Regions from separate parts of the Homo sapiens genome. Here region 1 is linked to region 2. Evidence: read pairs that join two places in POLR2A ChIA-PET (ENCODE). Cell type or tissue: GM12878. All regions are shown on one strand. Links, peaks and the distances in the headings refer to the core of each region. The heading gives the core; the rest is flanking DNA. Region 1 overlaps ADORA2A-AS1 (ADORA2A antisense RNA 1). Region 2 overlaps UPB1 (beta-ureidopropionase 1).

Region 1 (13,088 bases), core at 2,425-10,424, 54 kb after region 2:
CTTCCTCTGAAGTGACCCCAGTGTCCCAGAGCCACCCCCTCTCTGCTGCTTGTCACAACACAACTGCCAACAGAAGGCTAAACTCCTTACACAATAAGAAGGAAATCAACAGAATTTACAAGGAGGATTGGCTGTTAGTATTTGCCACTGAAGCCTCATTTTGATGAAGATCAAAAATCAGCTCTTCCTAAGCTGTGGTCCCTCTTCTAACATACACTTCAATTTCCCACCAACAAGTCATTTTTCAGTCAGTCACCAAACATGAATGAAAAGACCCTTCAGACGCAGTTCTAGCCTCTCAAAGCCTACCGCTTTCTCTACTTGCACAAACACTTTCTCCAGAGACATACAAGAAATTTAAGCAGCTACTGACCTCAGGTTACTTGGAAAAGACAAGAGACACAGAGGATAGAAGATAACTAATGTTGCCCTTGTGCAAAATGACCAATGAGAAGAACAGCTCTACATCAAGTTCACATTAGGCAGAGGTTGCTCTGGGCTAAGCTAGGTCAAGGAAAATTCAGGGGAGCAACTTGAACTGGTCTTGTCTATCAGTTATCTATTGCTGTGTAACATATTGCTCCACTTTGTGTTTTAGTTGTCTATTTTTTTTTTTTTTTTATAGAGACAGGGTCTTACTGTGTTGCCCAGGCTGGTCTTGAATTCCTGGGCTCAAAGGATCCTCCTGCGTCAGCCTCCCAAAGTGGTAGGATTACAGGTGTGAGCTGCCACGCGTAGCCTAGTGTCTATTCTTCCATGACAAATTACCTTAAAACTTAGTGGCCTAAAACAATAAACATTTATTATCCAACAGTTTCTATGGGTCAAGAATCCAGGTGTAGCTCAGCCAGGTGCCTCTGGCTCAGTCTTTCATGAGGTTTTAGTTAAGCTCTCAGCCTAAAGGCTCATCAGAGGGTAGAGAAGAATCCAGTTTCAAGCTCACTGAAGTGGTCGTTGGTAGGCCTCAGTCCCTCCAGACATAAGCCTCTCTATAGGGCTGCTTCAAGACTTGGTGCCGGCTTCACCAGGGTGAGAGGTTTAAGAGAGGAAGCGTGACCAAGATGGAAGCCACATTCCTTTTGCAACCTAATCTCAGAAGCGATATCCCATCACTTTTGTTGTATTCTTGTTATCAGCAGTGAGTCACCAAGTTCAGCCCACATACAAGGATGTGAATACCACGAGGCAGAGATCATGGGAGCCATCTTAGAGGCTGCCTGCCATACCTTGCCAGATGGATAGGATTTAAGTAAGGCATAGTAAGCATTCTAGTTAGTGAATTGGAGTTTTGAAAGGTTTGACTGGGGATGACCCTTGGTTGGAAAAAGACATCTAAATAGGAGGGTAGGAGGCCCAGATTGAACTGGGTTTTCAATGCCAGGCCAAAGAGTTTTACAGTGATGTGCCACATAACACATCTAATGGTGGGCCCGTAAGATTATAATGGAGCTGAAAAATTCCCATTGCCTGGTGATGTCATGGCCATTATACCATCCTATTGCAGTGCATTACTTACGTGCTTTTGATGATGTTGGTGTAAACACACCTATTGCACTGCCAGTCATATAAAAATATAGCACATACGATTACATACAGTGCATAATACTTCATAATAAATGATGATGTTACTAGTTTATATATTTACTATACTATTAATCGTTATTTTAGAGTGTACTCTTTCTACTTATAGGAAAAAAAAGTTAACTGTAAAACAGCCTCAGGTACATCCTTCAGGAAATATTTGAGAAGAAAGTAGTATTATCATAGAGGATAGCTCCATGCATATTATTGCATGGAGCTTCCAGTGGGACAGGATGTGGAGATGGGAGACAGTGATATTGATGATCCTGACCCTGGGTAGGGAGGGTCTCTGGATAGCCCTGACCTAGGTTAATGTGTATGTGTCTGTCTTAGTTTCAAACAAAACTGTTTAAAAAGTAAAACAAAAATAAAATTTTAAAAATGGAAATAAACTTATAGAATAAGGATATAAATAAGCTATTTTTGTACAGCTGTACAATGTTTTGGTATTTTAAGCTAAGGGTTATTACAAAAGAGTCAAAAGGTTAAAAATTAGAAGGTTTATAATGTCAAAAAGTTACTATAAGCTAAGCTTAATTTATTGAAGAAAGAAAAATTTAAAAATACATTTAGTGTAGCCCAAGTATACAGTGTTTATAAAGTCTACAGTAGTGCACAGTAATGCCGTGGGCCTTCACATTCATTCACCACTCACTCACTGACACACCCAGAGCAACCTCCAGTCCTGCAAGTTCCATTCATGGTATGTGCCCTCTGCAGGTGTACTGTCTAAAAAATTTTTGGCCGGGCATGATGGCTCATGCCTGTAATCCCCGCACTTTGGGAGGCCAAGGCGGGTGGATCACGAGGTCAGGAGATCGAGACCATCCTGGCTAACATGGTGAAACCCCGTCTCTACTAAAAACATAAAAAATAAGCCGGGCATGGTGGCACGCACCTATAGTTCCAGCTACTCAGGAGACTGAGGCAGGAGAATCGCTTGAACCCAAGAGGCGGAGGTTGCAGTCAGCCAAGATCGCGCCACTCTACTCCAGCCTGGGTGACGGAGCAAGACTCCATCTCAAAAAAAAAAAAAAAGGAACTAAGTCTATTTTATTCCTATTGTATCTGTATAATTTACAATAGAGGTTGGCATATAGTAGGTGACCATGAAAATTTGTTGACTGAATAATGCAGTTACCAGATTTGTTTTTTGAAATTTCTGACAATCTAATCCCAAGGAAGCTTATGTATTTACTTTAGGAGCTTCTAATCAGGATATAAATGTTGTCCCCTATTTCTTTTCTTTTCTTTTTTTTTTTGAGACAGAGTCTTGCCCTGTTGCCCAGGCTGGAGTGCAATGGCGTGATCTCGGCTCACTGTAACCTCTGCCTCCCAGGTTCAAGCGATTCTCCTGCCTTAGCCCCCTCAGTAGCTGGGACTACAGGCATGTGCCACCACGCCCAGCTATTTTTTTGTATTTTTAGTAGAGGCGGGGTTTTGCCATGTTGTCCAGGCTGGTCTTGAACTCCTGACCTCAGGTGATCCACCTGCCTCGGCCTCCCAAAGTGCTGGGATTACAGGTGTGAGCCACTGCACCCGGCCTACTTGTCCCCTATTTTTAAGGCAACATTATTCAAATTACCCAGGACATAAGAAAGGGGGAAGTTGAGCTTTAATCATGGGCCTAAATCCTTCCCTGTGACTAAAAGCTCTTTAAACAGTTCATCATTCTGTCGAGCCTCAGAATCTTGGAAGACAAACTTGGTGTCTAAGAACAGACAAAACTGGTTCCACCCACTTAGCAGTTCAGGAGTACAACCTGCCAGTAGACTGGTCAAGGTCCCAACACCTGGTCCTGCCCATTAGTCACGCTGCCTCCTGCCTTACTGGCTGACCAGAAGCTATTTTTGTGCAATGCCGTTACGTATGAAGAGAGAACTTGTTCTGGGGGAAGGAGTAAGGGAAGCAAAACCGTAAGGTGGGTGTATTAGTTCTGCTATGGCTGCCATAACAAAATACCACAGACTGGGTGGCTTAAACAGGAAATTTATTTTTCATAGTTATGAAGGCTGGAAGTCCAAGATCAAGATGTTGGCAGGGTTGGTTTCTTGTGAGGTGTCTCTCCTGGGCATGCCAATGGCTGTCTTAACGCTGTGTTCTCCCATGGCCTTTTCTCTCTGCACATACATCCCTGGTGTCTCTTCCTCTTCTTGGAAGGACACCAGTCCTATTGGATTAGAGCCCTGCTCTTATGACCTTATATAACCTTAATTACCTCTTTAAAGGCCTTATCTCCAAATACAGTCACCCTGGGGATTAGGACTTCAAAATATAAATTTAGGGGAGACAATTTGATAGGCAAGGTTTATTTCAAGTATGTCTCTTACCCTCTCATCCATACTCTTATAAAGGAATGATAATCTCCCATCTGTGGAGATGGCAGTTGATGATCCCTAAAAATTCTTCACATCCATGGTCTTGTGATATTACAGCAGCCTCCAAGTTAGCAGAGGTACTGTCATTATCCTTCCACTTCAGATGAAGAAACAGACCAAGAGGGTTAACAGGTTCTCCCAGTCACAGAGTATGGAATCTGGTTTCCGACTCCTGGGCCTCTCTGTGCTTGCCCTTGGCTCCTCAGGACTGGCCCCTGCAATGCCCCCACCCAGATTCTTTTTTCTGTTTTTGAGGTAGGATCTCACTCTGTTGCCCAGGCTGGAGTGCAGTGGCATAATCCTGGTTCACTGCAGCCTTGACCTCCGGGGCTTAAGCAATTCTCCCACCTTGGCATCCCAAGTAGTGCACACTACCACACCTAGCTAACATTTTTTTTTTTTTTTAACTTTTAGTACCGACGAGGTCTTGCCACGTTGCCCAGGCTGGCTCAAACTCCTGGGCTTGAGCGATCCTCCCAAAGTACTGGGATTACAGGCATGAGCCACCAAACCTGGCCCTCCCCACCTAGATTCTAACTCCCCAGTTTTTCTTCCTCCTGCTCTACTCCATCAAAACTTACCTACCTTTCAAAGTTCTTCCATTTGATTTTCAAAGTGATGACTAACTGGATGAATAAACCATTATTAATAAACTATGTTGATTTGTTAGTGAATGAGATATTACTAGAAGGGAGCTAGGCTAAACACATTAACAACCTATGAGATTTGACATCTTGAAAAATATTTTTTTCACATACCATATCCAACTTACTTATATTCTGACAGAAATTATGTAAAGTAGATATTATTATTATCTCTTTTTCCAAAAAAACAGATTCAGAGATTAGGTAGCTAGGCCAGGATCACACAGGTAAGTAGCAGAGGTGGAACTTGAACCCAGATAACTGCATATACTTTTCACTACGTCTTGCCCCACAGCCAAACTTTATTAGTTAGTTCAGAAGACTGTTACCCTGAAGTTCACCTCTGAATAGTTAAAGATGTGGCCTTCCCTCGCCCGTCTAGTCTACCCTAACCTACCCTCAATTGAGTTCCCACAGTGCTGGGACTTGAATCTCAGCTCCATTCCTGCTTAGCTGTGGTGATCACAAGCACATTTTTTCCCTCCTCACTGGGCTTTTGTTTTTTCACCTGTGAAATTAAAGCATTGACTGGGGTCATTTTTCAGTTTTAAGACTCTAAAAAACTGATTGCTTTTATCTTCCATTTCATTCATTCAACAAGTATTCATCAAGCACCTGGTTGTATCAAGCACTCTGCTGGGTACTGAGGACAGAGCAATGAACAAGTCAGACAAGGTCTCTGCCCTCAGGGAGTTTACTTTTCTTTTTTTTTTGAGACACAGTCTTGCTTTGCCACCCAGGCTGGTGTGCAGTGGCACAATCTCGGCTCACTGCAACCTCCGCCTCCCAGGTTCAGGCCATTCTGCTGCCTCAGCCTCCCAAGTAGCTGGGATTACAGGCATGCACCACCACAACCAGCTAATTTTGTATTTTTTTAGTAGAAACAGGGTTTCACCATGTTGGCCAGACTCGTCTCAAACTCCTGACCTCAGGTGATCCGCCTGCCTTGGCTTCCCAAAGTGCTGGGATTACAGGCGTGAACCGCCGTGCCCAGCTGTGAGTTTACTTTCTTACATGCCAGGAAAGGACCCTCGAAAGCATCTAGTCCAGTCCTTTTACAGAAGAGAAAAGTGAGTGATGATGGCGAGTGACTTATTCAAAGTCACAAAGCAAGAAGTGTCAGAGAAGGCATCCAGGAAGCTGGATGTTTTCATTCCTCCTTTGGGGCATTTTTCTTCCTCGCCATACCTTGTATTGTGAGTTCTCCTAGAACATGGTTTATCTCAGCTCGCTAACTAGACTGTGGCCTCTGATAGGTGTTTATCCCGAGATATGCTTCACACTGTGCTGCTGCTGGAGTATCTGACAACAGAGCTCACTCTCAGAAACCACCATTTCAACATTCTGAAACAGAAACTCTCCAGCACACAGGAGTACGATCAGAGTCTGACATGCAGGGCGTGAGCCAGCTCACAAGTAGCTCTGCTCTGCAGGGGCTCCTCTTTTTCATGCCACCAGGGGCCGGAGTCTATTTCCACTATCAGACTGCATATTTTTCTGTTCTGCTCACTGCTTTCCTACTGCTTTCTTTTCTCCAGATCAGGACCTGAAGTAGGTGGCTGCCCATCCAGGTATTCTACAGGCACTTGCCCGTGAAACCTTCACCACTCCTTGAATCTGGTTCTGCAAAGTGGGACAGCTGAGACTTAGGCTAAGTGACTTACTGAGGCAGCAGTCAGCACCGTGTGGGACCAGCCCCCATGCTGTTTCCCAAATGGAGGCACCTTCCTGCATACCTTGGGCGTGATCTGTAACAGCTCAGAAAGCTTGGACACCAGCAGGGTGGCACCTATATGGGGAGCACCTGTCCGCACTGACTGCATTCAATAAGCGTTCATTTCATCACCCTTCACCATGGTAATTTTTTAATTTTAAATTTTATCAAAGTTATACAGGAACATTGATTAAAAAGGGAACTAGTTCTTTAAGATTTGTTAAGACAAAGAGCAGTCCTCAACCTCCCTGTACCCACCCCAACCCCATTTCCTTTTCCTTAGAGGGACCAATTTCAACTTGTTTAATTCTTTTGGAATTTACTTATCTCCAAATAACATGTTTTATAATACTACTTCCTGTTTTTTCCTTTAGGCCTTATCTGTTGACTTCCCACTATGGAAGACGAGGATTTAGCTCCTTCTTCTTCATTTGCCCCCTCTATACATATGCATCCCTCTCTGTGCCCCCTTGCTCCCAGTATAGTGTAAGTTTTGTAGATAATAGTGTTTGTTATGACAGTGTAAATGCCACTTGGAGCTAAGCCATGTAGTCAGCCATGATTGCTTTTCCTAACACATCACTTTGTTTTGCTTATCTTTTTTCATCCACCTAGGTTTCTAAGGCCTTACCACTAGTCACTCTTACCACTTAAAGTCTGCCAATTACCTAGATCTTCTCTCAATACATTTTTCTCAGGAAAGTCTCTTGGAGCCTTCTCTCCTGCACTGGGGGCCTGCTACACACTGCTATTCTGGAACCTCTATTTACCACTGTCCAGGGGATTCCCTTGCCTCTTTCTTGTGTTAGATTGCCTGTTTTCTGGATCCCATGTCTTCTCATTTTATGCTTTCTTCCCTCGTTTTGATAACATATGTCCTCCAGGAGTTTCCTGGGAGTACACAAGAGATAATTTTTTTTCAAAATCTTGTGTGTCTGAAAATGTCTAACACTTGGTTAATTGAGTGTGGAATTCTAGGTAAGAAATCGTTTTGCCTCAGAACTTAGATTCCTCAGCCCTGTCGTCTTCTAGCTTCCAGTGCTGCTGTTGAGAAGGCCAAAGCCATTCTGATTCCTCACTCTGTGTGTGCGACCTTGCGGGATTTCTTTGTCCCTAGCATTAAGAAATTTTACAATGACACACCTATTGTCCTGGCCATTCGTGACCCTTTCAATCTGAAAAGTCATGTCCTTTCGATTCTGGAGTGTTTTGTTGAATTATTTCATTTCCTTTGTTGTATTTCTAAAACTTATTATTCACATATTGGGATGAATTTCTCATCTGTTCCTTCCTAGTTTCTATTTTGTCTTTTTATTCTACTTCCTGGAAAATTTCCTCAATGTTTTCTAATCCTTCCACTAAGCATTTTGTTTCTGATGTCGTATTTTTTCTTTCCAAGAGCTCCTATTGTAGGCTTTACCCTTGAAAAAAAAAATTTTTTTTTGAGACGGAGGAGTCTTGCTCTATTGCCCAGGGTGGAGTGCAGTGGCGTAATCTTGGCTCACTGCAATCCCTACCTCCTGGATTCAAGCGATTCTCCTACCTCAGCCTCCCAAGAGGCTGGGATTACAGGCATGCACCACCACGTCCAGCTATTTTTTGTATTTTTAGTAGAGATGGGGTTTCACCATGTTGGCCAGGTGGTCTCAAACTCCTGACCTCAAGTGATCCACTTGCCTCGGCCTCCCAAAGTGCTGGGATTACAGGCATGAGCCACCGCACCCGGCCAAAAAGCATTTTTTTGATGAAGTTTTAGATATAGCAAAATTAGATGCATGTGTTTAATTCACTGTTTTTTTTTTTTTTTTTGAGACAGAGTCTCACTCTTGTCGCCCAGGCTGGAGTGCAGTGGCAGAATCTTGGCTTGCTGCAACCTCCGCCTCCCAGGTTCAAACGAATCTCCTGCCTCAGCAGGAGTAGCTGGAATTACAGGTGCCCACTGCCACGCCCGGCTAATTTTCGTATTTGTAGTTGAGATGGGGTTTCACCATGTTGGTCAGGCTGGTCTCAGACTCCTGACCTCAAGTCATGTGCCCACCTTGGCCTCCCAAAATGCTGAGATTACAGGCATGAGCCACTGCGCCTGGCCTAATCCACTATTTTTATTCAGTATCTCTGTATATACTAGTTATTTAATGATTCGTATCTTATATTTGTATTAAACCCTTTAAGCTTTCATAGTGGATTTCTATCAGTTAACATATTTGATCCTCACTACTTAGACTATTATATATGGATCAGACTTTGGGATCATCAAGTTCAGCCCTATCAACTCACAGAGAGAAAATCCAATTCCCAGAAAGGTGAATTATCATGCTGGAAAACACTTGTTTCTGCCAGAACTTAGCAGAGGCATGTGAGACATTATTTGGCAGGCACAAAATACTGTAGGTTTGTGTTTTCACTCTTTTAAAAAAATTGTTATTGCCAGATGTGGTTACGTGATCCTGTAGTCCCAGCTTCTTGGAAAAGTGAGGCAGGAGGATTGCTGGAGCCTAGGAGTTCAAGGCTGTAGTGCACTGTGAATGGTCACTGTACTTCAGCCTGGGCAACACAGCGAGACCCTTTTTTTTTTTTTTTTTTTTTTTTTTTTACAAAAAAGTGTTGGCCAGGTGTGGTGGCTCATGCTTATAATCCTAGCACTTTAGGAGGCTGAAGTGGGCAGATCATAAGGTCAGGAGATCGAGACCATCCTGGCTGACACAGTGAAACCCCGTCTCTACTAAAAATACAAAAACAAAATTAGCGGCCGGGCACAGTGGCTAATGCCTGTAATGCCAGCACTTTGGGAGGCCGAGGCGGGTGTATCATGAGGTCAGGAGATCGAGACCATCCTGGCTAACATGGTGAAACCCTGTCTCTACTAAAAAAAATACAAAAAAAATTAGCCGGATGTGGTGGCAGGTGCCTATAGTCCCAGCTACTCGGGAGGCTGAGGCAGGAGAATGGCGTGAACCCAGGAGGTGGAGCTTGCAGTGAGCGGAGATCGCACCACTGCACTCCAGCCTGGGTGATAGAGCAAGACTCTGTCTCAAAACAAACAAACAAAATTAGCTGGGCCTGGTGGCAGGCGCCTGTAGTCCCAGCTACTCAGGAGGCTGAGGCAGGAGAATGGCGTGAACCTGGGAGGCAGAGCTTGCAGTGAGCCGAGATTGCACTACTGCACACCAGCCTGGATGACAAAGCGAGACTCTTAAAAAAAAAAAAAAGTGTTATAGGCCAGGCATAGTGGCTCCCATAACACTTCGGGAGGTGGAGGCAGGTGGATCACTTGAGATCAGGAGTTTGAGACCATCTGGCCAACATGGTGAAACCCCATCTCTACTAAAGATACAAAAAGTAGCCAGGCATGGTGGCATGTACCTGTAGTCCCAGCTGCTTGGGAGGCTGAGGAAGGAGAATCACTTGAACCCAGGAGGCAGAGGTTGCAGTGAGCTGAGATCTGGTCATTGCACTCCAGCCTGGGCAACAGAAGGAGACTCTGTCTTAAAAAAAAAAAGTGTTATTGAGGTATAACTGACATACAATAAACTGCACTTATTTACAGTGTATGACTTGATAAGTTTCGACATATATATACAGTCCTGCAGCCATCATCATAATCAAGATAGCTATCGCCCCTAAAGTTCCCTCATGCCCCTTTGTAGTTCCACCCTCCTGCCTCCTCCCAACCTGGCCCAGGCAACCACTGATTACCTTCTGTCACTGTAGATTAGTTTTCATTTGTTAGATATAAATGGAATCATGCAGAATAATCTCTCTTTCTGTCTGGCTTTGTTACATGTAGTTTTTTTGTTATGTTTGTTTTTAGAGAGGGTCTCACTCTGCACCCAGGCTGGAGTGCAGTGGCACGATTATGGCTTACTGTAACCTTGAACTCTTGGGCTCAAGTAATCTTCCTGCCTCAGCCTCCCAAGTAGCTAGGACCACAGTCATGGCCACCATGCCCGGCTAATTTTTAAAAATTCTTTGTAGAGATCGTGTCTTGCTATGTTGCTGAGGCTGGACTTGAACTCCTGGTCTCAAAGGATCCTCCTGCCTCAGCCTCCTAAAGGGCTAGGATTATAGGTATGAGCCACTGTACCTGGCCTACATGTAGCTTTGTTGGGTACTTTGGAGATCATACCTGACTGTTCAGGTGGAAAGCCTTCACCAGCTCCACCTCCCTCTACATCCTTTCTCTTCCACACACTGCCCATCTTCCCTCTTCTAGTTTCAGAGGCTACAAGTCTTCAGTGTTCTAGTCTTCTCTTCGTATGAGCCTGCTCCCAGGAAAGGACCAGTATACTCCATTCACACTGAGATGACTGATATGACTGATATGTCTTTTATAAAAGACAAAAACCCACATTTGGCTTGTGCCAAAGAAGTAAAGCTCTAATGACGAATTTCCAAGCATGAGTAGATAAGTTTGAAAGAGATTTATTGACAAGGGTTTCGCTGAACTTCTAGAAGTACGTCCTATATAATGGAGTCCTCATATAGACTGACTCTGCAGACAGGCACAATGAATTGAAATCACCTCTGGTCCCATTCAGAATTTCAGTTTCCTGAAATGTCAGCTATTTGAGAGCTAAGAAAAGAGCTAATGTCTTGCCGGCCTTCCTTCCTTTTGGTCTATTTGGCAGAGAATACAATCCTGTATAGATAAAGAGTCACTCAGGAGGGCGGGGCCTCCCATGTTTAGTCCTAGTGTCCTTGGTCTGGGTGAGAGGAGGACCATCGGAGGGAGCCCTGGGAAGCTGGACTGAGGTCCAAGCTGGCAGCGACCCAAGGGTCACAGGCAGGAGGGCCTGGCAGACTTGACTGTCCTACTTCTCTTTTTACTCGTTTTTACATTTAATCTTCTTAACAGCTTTGTAAAGCAGGAGAATGGAAAATATTTCTTTATTTTAAAAATGAAAAAAGAGAGGTAACATAACCTGTGTAACTTCAAAGCCTTTCTCAGCCGTAGCTCTGACTGTAGACACCTCAGGCCACCTGCCTGCTGATGTCAGGGAACATGGTGGTGTGACACCTCTGGGCTGCAGCAGAGGAGTCAGGGCAAGAAAGGGAAGGGAGTAGAGTCCTCAAGCCCCTACACTCTCAACCGTTGTTCCTCCCTCCACTGCCCTAACTGCCCTATGTGACCGCCCCCAGGTTTACCATTCCTCTCCAGGGGCCTGTCTGAAAATGCATAGAGCCTAGGAGGGGAGGGCAAATGCAGTGGTCCCCAGTAGTCTGTGGGAAGGGAACCATCAGACGTTTTCCTTGTGAACAGGAGGACCTGCTTAGGACAAAGCTGCTGGTTAATGGGGAAGACACACAGGCAGTCCTTTTGGCTCAGTTCAGCATTTGTTGAATACTGACTCTGCCAAAATGGGGCCAGGCACATTTCCCAACCTCGTAGTCTTTGGTCCTTGTGGGTCTTTTTTATTTTTATTTTTTTTTTAGAGATGGAGTCTCACTCTTATCACCCAGGCTGGAGTGCAGTGGTGTGATCTCAGTTCACTGCAGCCTTTGCCTCCCGGGTTCAAGCAATTCTCCTGCTTCAGCCTCCCGAGTAGCCAGGATTACAGATGTGTGCCACATACCTGGCTAATTTTTGTATTTTTAGTAGAGATGGGGTTTCTCCATGTTGGCCAGGCTGGTCTCAAACTTCTGGCCTCAAGTGATTCGCCCAGCTCGGCCTCCCAAAGTGCTGGGATTACAGGCGTGAGCCACCGCGCCTGGCCCCTTGTAGATCTTGAATGGTGGGAAACTGAATAGTGGTTGGTGGAGAGGGAGGAGGTTGTATAGAACCCCTTCCTCAGTAACCCAGGAAAGATGTAGCGAAGGCTAAACCGGGGGAAAGAGCACAGGGAAGAGATTTTAAAGACAATCTTGACCAACTTCAGTATTTTGTCAGGGCTGGCTGCTCCCGCCTCCGGGGACCCCAGTCTGCCTGCTGGTCCTCCTGTGCCAAGGAACTCAGTGGCACAAAACCTCCAAGCAGAAGAGGGCAGGAAAAGGGAGTAGAGCTTTCAGAGTCCTGCTTCTTGTATAAGGACAACATCTCCCCTCCATCACCAAGCAATGGCAAACTCTCAAAATTAAATTTATTTACAAATCAGACATCCCATGATTCTTTTAGCAAGAGGGCAGGCATTTCTATATCTTGAAAATAATAAAAAGGTAAATATTTCTATGTATTTAATACAATTCTAGTTTATTATCGTTTATTTCGTTTGATTCTATTAATGAGCTTATGCAGTAGCCAGGCAGGAATTATTGGCAGCTAACAGATAAGGAAACTGAGGCACAAGAGAGTTTGACTTACTCAACGTCACATAGACTCATAGTCACATAGTAGTGAAGCCAGATCTTAACACTTCACAGGCTAGAAGGGGTTGTAGAAGCTGGGACCACAGCTGTTCCAGGGATGTTTGTGGGATAAAGTGGCCTAGGCTAGGAATTGGGATTTGTTCTGTATTTTATCATCTTTTGAGATTATCTGTGGCCTTGCATGGGTATAAAGACGGATATAAAGACCAGGGTTCTGGTTCCAATTCTGCCAGTCATCTGCCATGTGAACTTAGCATGACTCAACTTTTTTTGGTCTTGGTTTTCTAATTTCTAATATCAGAATTTAAAGGATCCTGGGATGTTTTAGGAGGAAGGGGCATTTAAATTATATCATTAAAATTTGGGCTAAAAGTGAGAGGAAAGACAATAACCATGAGCACTGGCACAAAGGTGGAAATTCAAGGTCTGGTCTGGAAATAGCTAGAGAAATTTAACTTGGAATATAGA
Region 2 (9,613 bases), core at 1,614-9,613:
CTCCTCTCCCCAGCCAGACCTCGGGACTTACGGTGCCCACTCGATTGATGGCGCAGGTGAAGCAGTGATTGGCAATGGCTGCGTTTCTGGCCTCGATGGGCCACAGGGACTCGCTGTAAGAGAGGACCAAGAGGAACCAGGTTGCCGACTTTCCAGGCAGACTCAGTGGATGCTCAGCCCTGAGCCTGGCCTGGCTGCAGGCTTTCCTGGGCCAGTGGTGGGGACAGAGCCTGGCCTGGCTGCAGGCTTTCCTGGGCCAGTGGTGGGGACAACCAGGAGACTCACCGGTCACACCCCAAACCTGCAACCAGGCCAGCCTGTCCTCAGCACCTTGCCCTGGCCTGAACAGCCTTTGGGAAGGGCCTGCTGCAGGCATAAGCCACGTGGCTGTGCTCTGTCAGAAGAATTAGCAGCCCTGGATCAAATCCTCATCCTGAGCCTCAGTTTCCTTTTCTGAAATGTCCTCAAAAGAAGACTATGAAGACTGAATGACCATGCAGGTGAAGATCCAAGTGGTAGGAGTTCCATAACCACCACTTCCCACCTCCATCCCTTCTCCTGGAACCCACCTGCTGGGCTGGGCAGAACCTCTCCTGGTGAATGCCAGAAGGGAGCCGGGGGCCTGGTGGGCTTGTGCAGGGCCTGTGAGGGCTGAGCACAGGCTGTACCTGCCCTACCCTAACTCTCCTACTCTGCTATGCTGCCTTGCAAGGCAATCTCCAAAGCGGGTGATTTCAGGGCCAGTAAACAAGAAAGGAACTTAGGTAATAGGATAAGGGGTCAGATTCGGCAGCAGGGTCACCTCCTCCAAGCTGGGCCATTTCCCAGTGACTTCCCATTTCCCTCTTCTGAACCTTGAGTCTCTAAGTAAAGGCTCCCTGGTTCTCTTACTGGCCAGTGGGCTAGTGGCCCAGGAGGGAGGCACCCCATGTGCTTGGCTGAGCTGTGGGCCTTCCTCACTTCAGCACCTGCAAAGGGAGAATGCGATGGGAGACACGGCCCCAACCAGAGACCCTGTCCTTCTCTGGCCCGCCAACTAAGATATGACATGGAATCTAGTGGGCCTTCTTGTCACTAATTATCTTTTGTCTGAGGAACATCTTTAAGACTGTGGATTGACAGGAGTAATGCCCACTTAGAAACACTGTGTGACTAGGATCAAAATGCCCCGGAATCTTCCTTCGTGTCAGCAGGCACCTGGTTTAAACCAGGGAGTAGGTGGAGGGGGTGGGTGCTTGTCATAAGCCTAATTCTCAGGAGGATTCATGAGTCTGAAAAAATAAAAAATCACAGGCTTGATTGAGGGGACTCATTTTGCTGCTTTTTTCCCCCAGCTGCTAAGCCAAGCTGACAAAACTTTTCAGAAATGATTTTTACAGAAACACACCAGTAAATGACATTTTCAGGAATTAAATAGACACTTGCAGGGCGATTGCCATAAACATCTTAGTTGCAATTCTCCAGGGAGGTGTTCTGCATAGGACCCAAACCCACAGCTGGAAATAAAATTTATGCTCTCAAAACCACCAGGGGAAAGGAAGCTGGGGTTAGTGAGAGCCCAGTGTGTGCAGGAATCATGACGTCTGATGGGGAGTGGGGACGTTTGCCATATTCCCAGCGCGGTGCACACACACCCCTAAAAATAATCGCAGTGGAAAGGCAAGATGCAGCAAGAGGATAGGATGGTGACTTGCCAATGAATGTACACAGGTGGTAGAAATCTTTGGTCACCCAAGCTGTAAGGGACACATCCTTGGATTATGAGGATAACCTAATCAAAAGCATTCAGACACTACTATGTACTTAGAACTGTGGGACTCAAAAATGAATGAGGACACCCTGCTGACCCATGTGTGTGCATGCACATGTGTATGTCTGTCTCTAATACAGGCGGCAGAAGGTGCCAGAAAAGGGGATGGATGGTTCTGGATGCTGTGATCCAATGCTGGTGGGGATTTGCCCAGCATTATGCTGAAAAACACTATCAATTCCATCATTCATCATTTTAAGAAAACAAGCCAGGATCCTACCATCTTAATAAACCACCTGTTGCCTTTTATCCACACTCCATGACTATCCTCATCCATAGGCAAACTTTTTTTTCCTTTTTTTTCCAAGAGTTCTGACCACAGCCTGAACACGTCTTTTTCTTGCTCACAGGCTTTCATCACTTTGCATTACCTTCATCATGACTCTTTATAGTGGCTGTACAATAACCTGTGGAAGAGGTGGGCTGTAATGTGCTTAGCTCAGACACTTCCCCCGCTGTCAGCTTTTCCCTTATTGTAAGTAAGCTGTTGTGAGCACCTTCACATGCATTGCCTTTCCCTGTTTTTTTTTTCTGTCTTGTTCTGTCACCCAGGCTGGAGCGCAGTGGTGCAATATCAGCTCACTGCAACCTCCACCTGCTAGGTTCAAGCGATTCTCCTGCCTCAGCCTCCCAAGTAGCTGGGACTACAGGTGCCTGCCACCATGCCCGGCTAATTTTTGTATTTTTAGTAGAGATGAGGTTTCACCATGTTGGCCAGGATGGTCTCAAACTCCTGACCTCAAGTGATCCGCCAGCCTTGGCCTCCCAAAGGGCTGGGATTACAAATGTGAGCTACTGTGCCTGGCCTTCCCTCCTCTTTTAGATTGTTTCTTCAGGCTACAGTTCTAGGAGCATCATTATCAGGCCAAAGGGCATGAGCATTTTAGGAGCTCATGAAACATACTGCTTTCCAAAAGACCTGTTAGTTTTTACTGCCAGCCTCACCACACCCTGGAAAGCCAAGGGTTGGATGATTCTTGGCTGAGGAAAGAAAAATCAATCATTTTTAATAAGCCTAATAGGCTGCTGAGGACATAGCAATTATATGCATATTACACTGGGGTGCTTCTGTTTGCCTAACTGGAGCCAATAAAAGCCTGAGATAGGAGGGTCAGGGAGGGCCTCTGCACACACAAGGCGAGGAGCCATCTGAGTCCACAGCCACAACTTTGTCTGCCCTGGCCCAGAAGCCAGATGCCCTAGTGCTTCGGGTTCCTCTAGGGACCCCAGTGGGAAGATGGAGCTTGCCAAGTGTCTTACCCAGAGCCAGCAGAGGGGGCTGCTTTAGGGGGTGGCCCCAAAGTTCTGCCCAGGCCTGGTAGCTGGATGACCAGTAAAAACCCTACTGACAACCACCAATGAATGCTATCACTGGTGATCTGACCACCATGAGACTCCAGTATGTTCTCTGAGGGGAGATGGAGGCCTGATATTCCCCTTCTACCCAACAGTACCCCTCCTGGACATGGACCAGACCTCCAGGTACATGGGCAGGGTGGTAGACCTGAGGTAACAGAGGAGGGGTTGCATTCTGGCTCCAGAAGGAACCTGCTATGTAAATAAATGTTGAATGGGGAGGGGATATTACTCTTGAGAAAGGGGCACTGTATGAAAAGAAAAGGTAAATGTCACACCCTGACGTTTAGAAGAAATTCAACTGAAATTTGGCCGGGGGCAGTGGCTCACGCTTGTAATCCCAGCACTTTGGGAGGCCAAGGTGGGTGGATCACAAGGTCAGGAGATCGAGACCATCCTGGCTAAGACGGTGAAACCCCATCTCTACGAAAAATACAAAAAATTAGCCAGGTATGGTGGCGGGCGCCTGCAGTCCCAGCTACTTGGGAGGCTGAGGCAGGAGAATGGCGTGAACCCAGGAGGCGGAGCTTGCAGTGAGCCAAGATTGCGCCACTGCGCTCCAGCCTGGGTGACAGAGCAAGACTCCGTCTCAAAGAAAAAAAAAAAAGAAGAAATTCAACTGAAATTTAGTCAAGAATGAGGACAAGAGAGACAAGTGCAGGCTGACAGAGACTAAAGCTGCACACCCACCAGAACTCCCCCTGCTCCCCACCCATGGCAGGACAGGGCACACCCCTGTCCTGCTGGGGACACTGGCAGCCAAGACCACAGAAAGTGAAAGCCAGCACCTCCTGCTGCAGGAATCCTGCTTGGAAAGAAGTGAGTTGGGGAGAAAAGTATTTGCACATAAATTCCTAGAGTTCTGTTACTTGTAGTGATGCAAAACTGGAAACCACCCAAATGCTCAGCCTTTGTGGAAGAGAGAGGCAGCAGCAGCAGAGTCATGCAGTCAGATCAGCTCGCTGGATGCCCCTCCTAAATGAGGGGCCCCAGGGGTGGGGTACTGCCCAGTTCTCGGGCTTCCGGGGCCACCCTCCCCTCATCCCCCAGCCCTGCCTTGACAAGGGCAGTTCTATCTGTTTAGGGGTGAGGCTAACACCGAAACACTTGTTATGTGTTATAAAAATAAAACCCTTCTCTGGTTAAAGACAAGTTTCCTCGACTGATCTCCAACTCCCTCATTTGCAGCTTCTCTTGTCCAGATGTCTGTCCTGCCTGTGCAGGATGCTGCAGATGTGAGGACTAGGAATCCACAGTTCCCCATCCAAGAGCCAATGCTGGCTAGGCACCTACTATGCTCCAAGGACTTAGATGTGGGGGTTCTTTTTTGTTTTTTCGTTTTGTTTTGTTTTATTTTTTGAGATGGAGTCTCGCTCTATCACCAGGCTGGAGTGCAGTGGTGCCATCTTGGCTCACTGCAACCTCCGCCTCCCAAGTTCAAGTGATTCTCCTGCCTCAGCCTCCCGAGTAGCTGGGACTACAGGCACACACCACCACGCCTGGCTGATTTTTGTATTTTTAGTAGAGACAGGGTTTCACCACGTTGGCTAGGCTGGTCTCAAACTCCTGACCTCAAGTGATCCACCTGCTTCGGCCTCCCAAAGTGCTGGGATTACAGGTGTGAGCCACCGAGCTCAGCCCAATGTGGGGCTTTTTGAAGCCCCCTGCTGACTACAGGGAAAGGGGGGAATTATTTTCATCTCAGTGTTCAGAATCACAGCAGAGGTTGGTGTTTTACTGTAGAGCAGCTCTTGCTGCGGGTGGGGGATTGCTCATTGCCATCTTGAGGATTCTTTTCACTGAAAAGCTGGTCACATGTACAACATGCAATCCTGGGGGCTCAGCTCTGTTAACATCCTGGTGGCTGCGCCTGCCTGCTGCCACCTTGGAGCTCCACAGCCCAGCCTTGGGCTTTAGCTGGCTGGGCCCCAGGAAGCCCCCCAGACCCCACCAACTGAGTGACCTGAGTGCTCCTATCGTGGCCGAGGGGTTGAAGATGATCTCAGCCCCGTTGATGCTGTACATAAGCCAGTTGAGGGGGTGGTGCCGCCCGTAGCAAATGTTCACCGCGATCCTTCCGAACTGCGTCTGGAACACGGGGTGGCCCAGGTTTCCCTCCATGTAGTAAGTTGACTGAAAAGCAAAGGGCCATATACTGATGCCTCTGACCTTCAAGATTTCCTTAGACTCAGCAGAAAAACTGAAATATCACCAATAGTCCAGAGGTGGTTACACTCCTGAGTGTGACTCTAAGTTCCAGAATTTCAATATGATAAAAACAAAACACACACAAAAAAACCCTGACACCAAATAAGCCAGCCCCCGGGGGAAATCACAGTGGCTTAAGCATTTGCCCAGTCTCCTTTCTGACATGTCACAAAAATCCCCACAATGACGTTCCACACTATTTCAAACTCTGGTGAGGTTTCAATTATGGTCCAACTCAAGGCTCGGGTTTGGTTGGCATTAACACGAGTTGGTCAATGCCCTCAGCAATCACATGTCATTATATAGAACGGTGGAGCCCGGAGACCTGGAGCACATCCAAGCAACTCTCTCCCTGGTCAGAGGAGAAAGCTGCTTCCTGAGGGGGCATAGCTCGCCCAAATGATTAAGGCCAAAGCTTCTAGTGGAACCCACACCCTGAAAGCGCACCTTCTCCATCCTGCCTAGGGTTAAGGAGGTCCCTGTGGGGCAGGCGGACCAGACCCCATCCTCCCATCCCTGCTTCTCTGTCTGCTCCTAAGGGTGCCAGGGCAGGGACACTGTCCTGGACAGCACTGAGGGAAGCTAGAGGGCAAATCAGGGTCCCAAACAGATCTGCTCCAGGAGCCTTCCACCTCCTCCTGATCCTGGCCATCAAAATTGGCCAGGGTCAGGCAGCAACCAGGATGTGTGCACGTGGTGAACACCGGAGCAGATCCTGCTGTGCTGAGACAAGCCCTGTGCTATCTGCAGGGAGCTAAAGATTAATCCCAGGGTAAACAGGTGAGGGGCGCGTCTTCCCACCCCCACCTCCAGCTGTTACTGAGAAACGCTGGGTTCTTCTTTCTCCCTGGGAAACCTCCTCTAGCTCTGCAGGCCATTTCTTATCTGCCTGACCAGCCTGAGAACGGCCAGGACCCCCACATTCATGGAGAGAGAACTGGGGACATCACATCCTGAACAACTGCATTAATGGCAAATCAAGTTCAGATTTAACATCTTAGGCATTAGGCAGAGGTCATTTCCCTCCTTCAAACATCCACCGCTCCCATCTTACCCACCCAGGGGTTGGCATTAACCAACCAAAATGGCCCCCCCAACTTATGCCCTGATCATGGGCACATGAAACTTCACATAATGCACAGTATACAGACATGCATGTTTGCCTACTGCCACCTGACACACAAACATGGGCCACCTCAGACCCCCCCATGATCCACAGACAAGGAATGCCATGCTCCAAACAAGGACAGGGCTGTGGCGTGCTAGGCTCTGAGCCTGAAAGGGGCCACAGGAATCATTTCATGTTTGTGCAATATTTAGTTTTGGTTTTAATTTATATACCACTTACTTCAAAGAATTCAGGAGGCCAAATCAGGTTGTATTAAAAAAATATATGCCCCATTGTGCTAAAGGTGTTTGGGACTCCTCTGAGAGTCCCGCCTGAATCCTGTCTGCCTGTGTGATATAGGGCAATGTCAGGTAACCCTCTGAGCACTGCAGCCACACTGTGCTCCCGTGGAGTGTACGTGACATGGAGTATGATCCTGCACAGAACTTCCCCACAGAAAGTCCCACAGAGATCTACAACATACAGAGGGGCAAGTGAGCAGGGCTGGTTATCTATCTTATGGGTGGCTCACCTCGTTGAAATCACCCACTCTGGGGATGTGGTTTTTCCTGGTCTTTCCCAGGACTGCTCCGGAATTGGAGATCACCACGGCTGTATTCCACAAAACATCCCCATGCTCGCTGTCTCGTTCCAGGATGGGAGACACCACCACCATGTCATGGTTCTTCGCCAGCTGGAAAAATGATAAATATGGCAGAGTCCCACTTATAAACCAATTGTTGTAGTTTTTTATCAAAGAAGAATGATCCTACTAAATCAATAGGCTTGGGTCAGAGCAACCACTTGCATTTGTTGTTTGGAACACTAAATACCCTGATGTCCATGCTTTGCTAAATAAGAATCACATTGTCCTGTACACAGTTGGTGGTAGAGTAAAATGGTGCAGCTGCTCTGGAAAACCATATGGGAGTTCCTCAAAAAATTAAACAAGAATTACCATTTGATCTGGCAATCCTAATCCTGGGTATATATCCAAAAGTATTGAAAGCAGAAGAGATTTGCAAACGCATATTCATTGCAGCATTATTCACAATAGCAAAGAGGTGGGAGCCAACCAAGTGCCCATCAATGGGTGAATGGATAAATGAAACATGGCACATCCATACAATGGAGTATCATTCAGCCTTAGATGCCACGGTTCTACGCTACACATGGATGAACCTTGATGATACTATGCTAAATGAAATAAGCCAGTCCCAAAAAGACAAATACTGTATGATTCCACTTGTGTAAGGTATCTAGAGTAGTCAAACTCACAGAAATGGAAACTATAATATTAATAGAACGGTGGTTGCCAGGGGCTGGGGGAATGGGGAGCTATTGTTTAATGGGACAGAGTCAGATTTGCAAGATGCAAAAATTCTGGAGATCCGCACAGTGTGAATATACTTTACACTACTGAACTGTGCACTTAAAAGTGGTTAAAATAGTACATTTTATATGTATATTTTACCACTTGAAAAAAGAATAAAAATAATAATCAAACGACTTATCTATGCCAAAAATAAATTTCTTTGGCATCAAATTCCTTTTGTCTCAAGTAAGAACATCAGTCCCTGGTGACCACAGGATGAGCAGCCCAGCGGGTCATTTGTCCTCTACTCTAATTAGCTGTCATGATCTCTGGCCTTAACAACAGGATAGGGGAGAGGCATGCTCAGAAGGCAACACTAGGAGCCATGCTAAGGGCAGCCTCAGGTCCCTGTGGAGGCGGAGTGTCTCTGGCACCAGCTCTCTTTCACACTCTTCCTCCAGCCCTGGCTCAGACTTATCATCTGCAAAAGTCCCCTAACCAGTCTCCTTCCTCTTTTTTCCATAGCAAGAAATCAACAACCTGGTGAATGAGAGATTTTTTTTTTTCCCCTACAGCCTGAGAACATCGATGTTTGGAATCACAACTGAGTATTGATAAAGTCACCATGATTATAGCTCTGCCCCAAAAGCCCCTAAGTATATGTATAAAACCTGAAAGAGAATACAAAGAAATGAAAAGAGTTATTGTGTTAGAGGTGAAAATAAGGATAAATGACCATTCGTCACCTCATGGGTTTTCTGATAACAGTTTTATTAAGATATAATTCAGGCCAGGTGCGGTGGCTCACGCCTATAATCCCAGCACTTTGGGAGGCCGAGGTGGCGGATCACGAGGTCAGGAGATCAAGACCATCCTGGCTAACACGGTGAAACCCCGTCTCTACTAAAAATACAAAAAAAAATTAGCCAGGCATGGTGGCGGGCGCCTGTAGTCCCAGCTACTCCGGAGGCTGAGGCAGGAGAATGGCGTGAACCCAGGAGGCAGAGCTTGCAGTGAACCGAGATCGTGCCACTGCACTCCAACCTGGGCAACAGAGTGAGACTCCATCTCAAAAAAAAAAAAATATATATATATATATATATAATTCACAGAGCATAAGATTCACTTTAAGATTGGTCAAGTACAGTAGCGAGAGGTGGGAAACAGCAGAACAAGGAGTCACTCTTTTGAAGTGTGCAATTCAGTAGTATTCAGGATATTCACAGAGTTGTGCAACCTTCACCACTATCTAATTTTAGAACATTTTCATCACCCTAAACGGAAACTTTGTATCCATTAGCAGTCACTCCCTTCCTCCCTCACCCCCAGCCCTTAGCCACCACTTATCTACTTTCTGTCTCTATGGATTTGCCTATTCTGGACAGTTTATATAAATGGGATCATACAATATGTATTATAAGGTTTTAATGAAGAAAAATCAAAACCAATTTCTATGCTGATGAGACACAGGCCATGCATCGAAGCTTCTGTGACTCAAGCAAACTGCAGTGGAGCATGCAGAGCTCTGGATGAGAAACTGGCTTCTCTGGTCCCTGAATGCCAGCTCTGCCACTTGCCAGCTGTGGGACTTGCTACAAAAGTCACCTCCGACCACCCTCCCTGGGCTGCAGCTCCCTTGCCTGAAAAAGCTAATGGCCCTTCTGGAGCCTTACACGCCCCAATTCTAAGAGTACGCTAAAAAAAAAAGTGGCAGATAGTCTTATCTAATCTTATCTGGCAAAACAAGCACCAAATGGGTGCATTTTCCATGGTGAAAGGCCAAACCCGGCAGCTGTGGTCATGCTCTGTGACTTGC

The links. ChIA-PET counts read pairs that join two places held together with the same protein. Peaks named below come from ENCODE experiments on the same cell type or tissue, not always from the same donor. Only the 100,000 strongest peaks of a DNase experiment are listed, where the experiment ranks them.
Region 1: POLR2A ChIA-PET joins it to region 2 with 7 read pairs; 5 of 35 experiments call an interaction of 5 or more read pairs at or near these places.

Annotation. Positions count from the first base shown.
Region 1 is chr22:24,453,825-24,466,912 of GRCh38, reverse strand. All of the region lies in intron 3 of ADORA2A-AS1 (ADORA2A antisense RNA 1), which reads left to right. Among named protein-coding and RNA genes, the nearest start is that of ADORA2A, 33 kb to the right of the region's middle. RefSeq lists enhancers at 5,736-5,805, 6,086-6,235. In GM12878, for the core only: no CTCF peak of the experiment used is centred there; a DNase peak (open chromatin) is centred at 5,952; H3K27ac peaks cover 744 bases.
Region 2 is chr22:24,510,887-24,520,499 of GRCh38, reverse strand. It overlaps UPB1 (beta-ureidopropionase 1), which reads right to left. Exons shown (of 10, transcript NM_016327.3): 5 at 7,015-7,176; 6 at 5,130-5,299; 7 at 32-113. Among named protein-coding and RNA genes, the nearest start is that of UPB1, 20 kb to the right of the region's middle. RefSeq lists an enhancer at 5,758-5,807. In GM12878, for the core only: no CTCF peak of the experiment used is centred there; a DNase peak (open chromatin) is centred at 5,579; H3K27ac peaks cover 2,785 bases.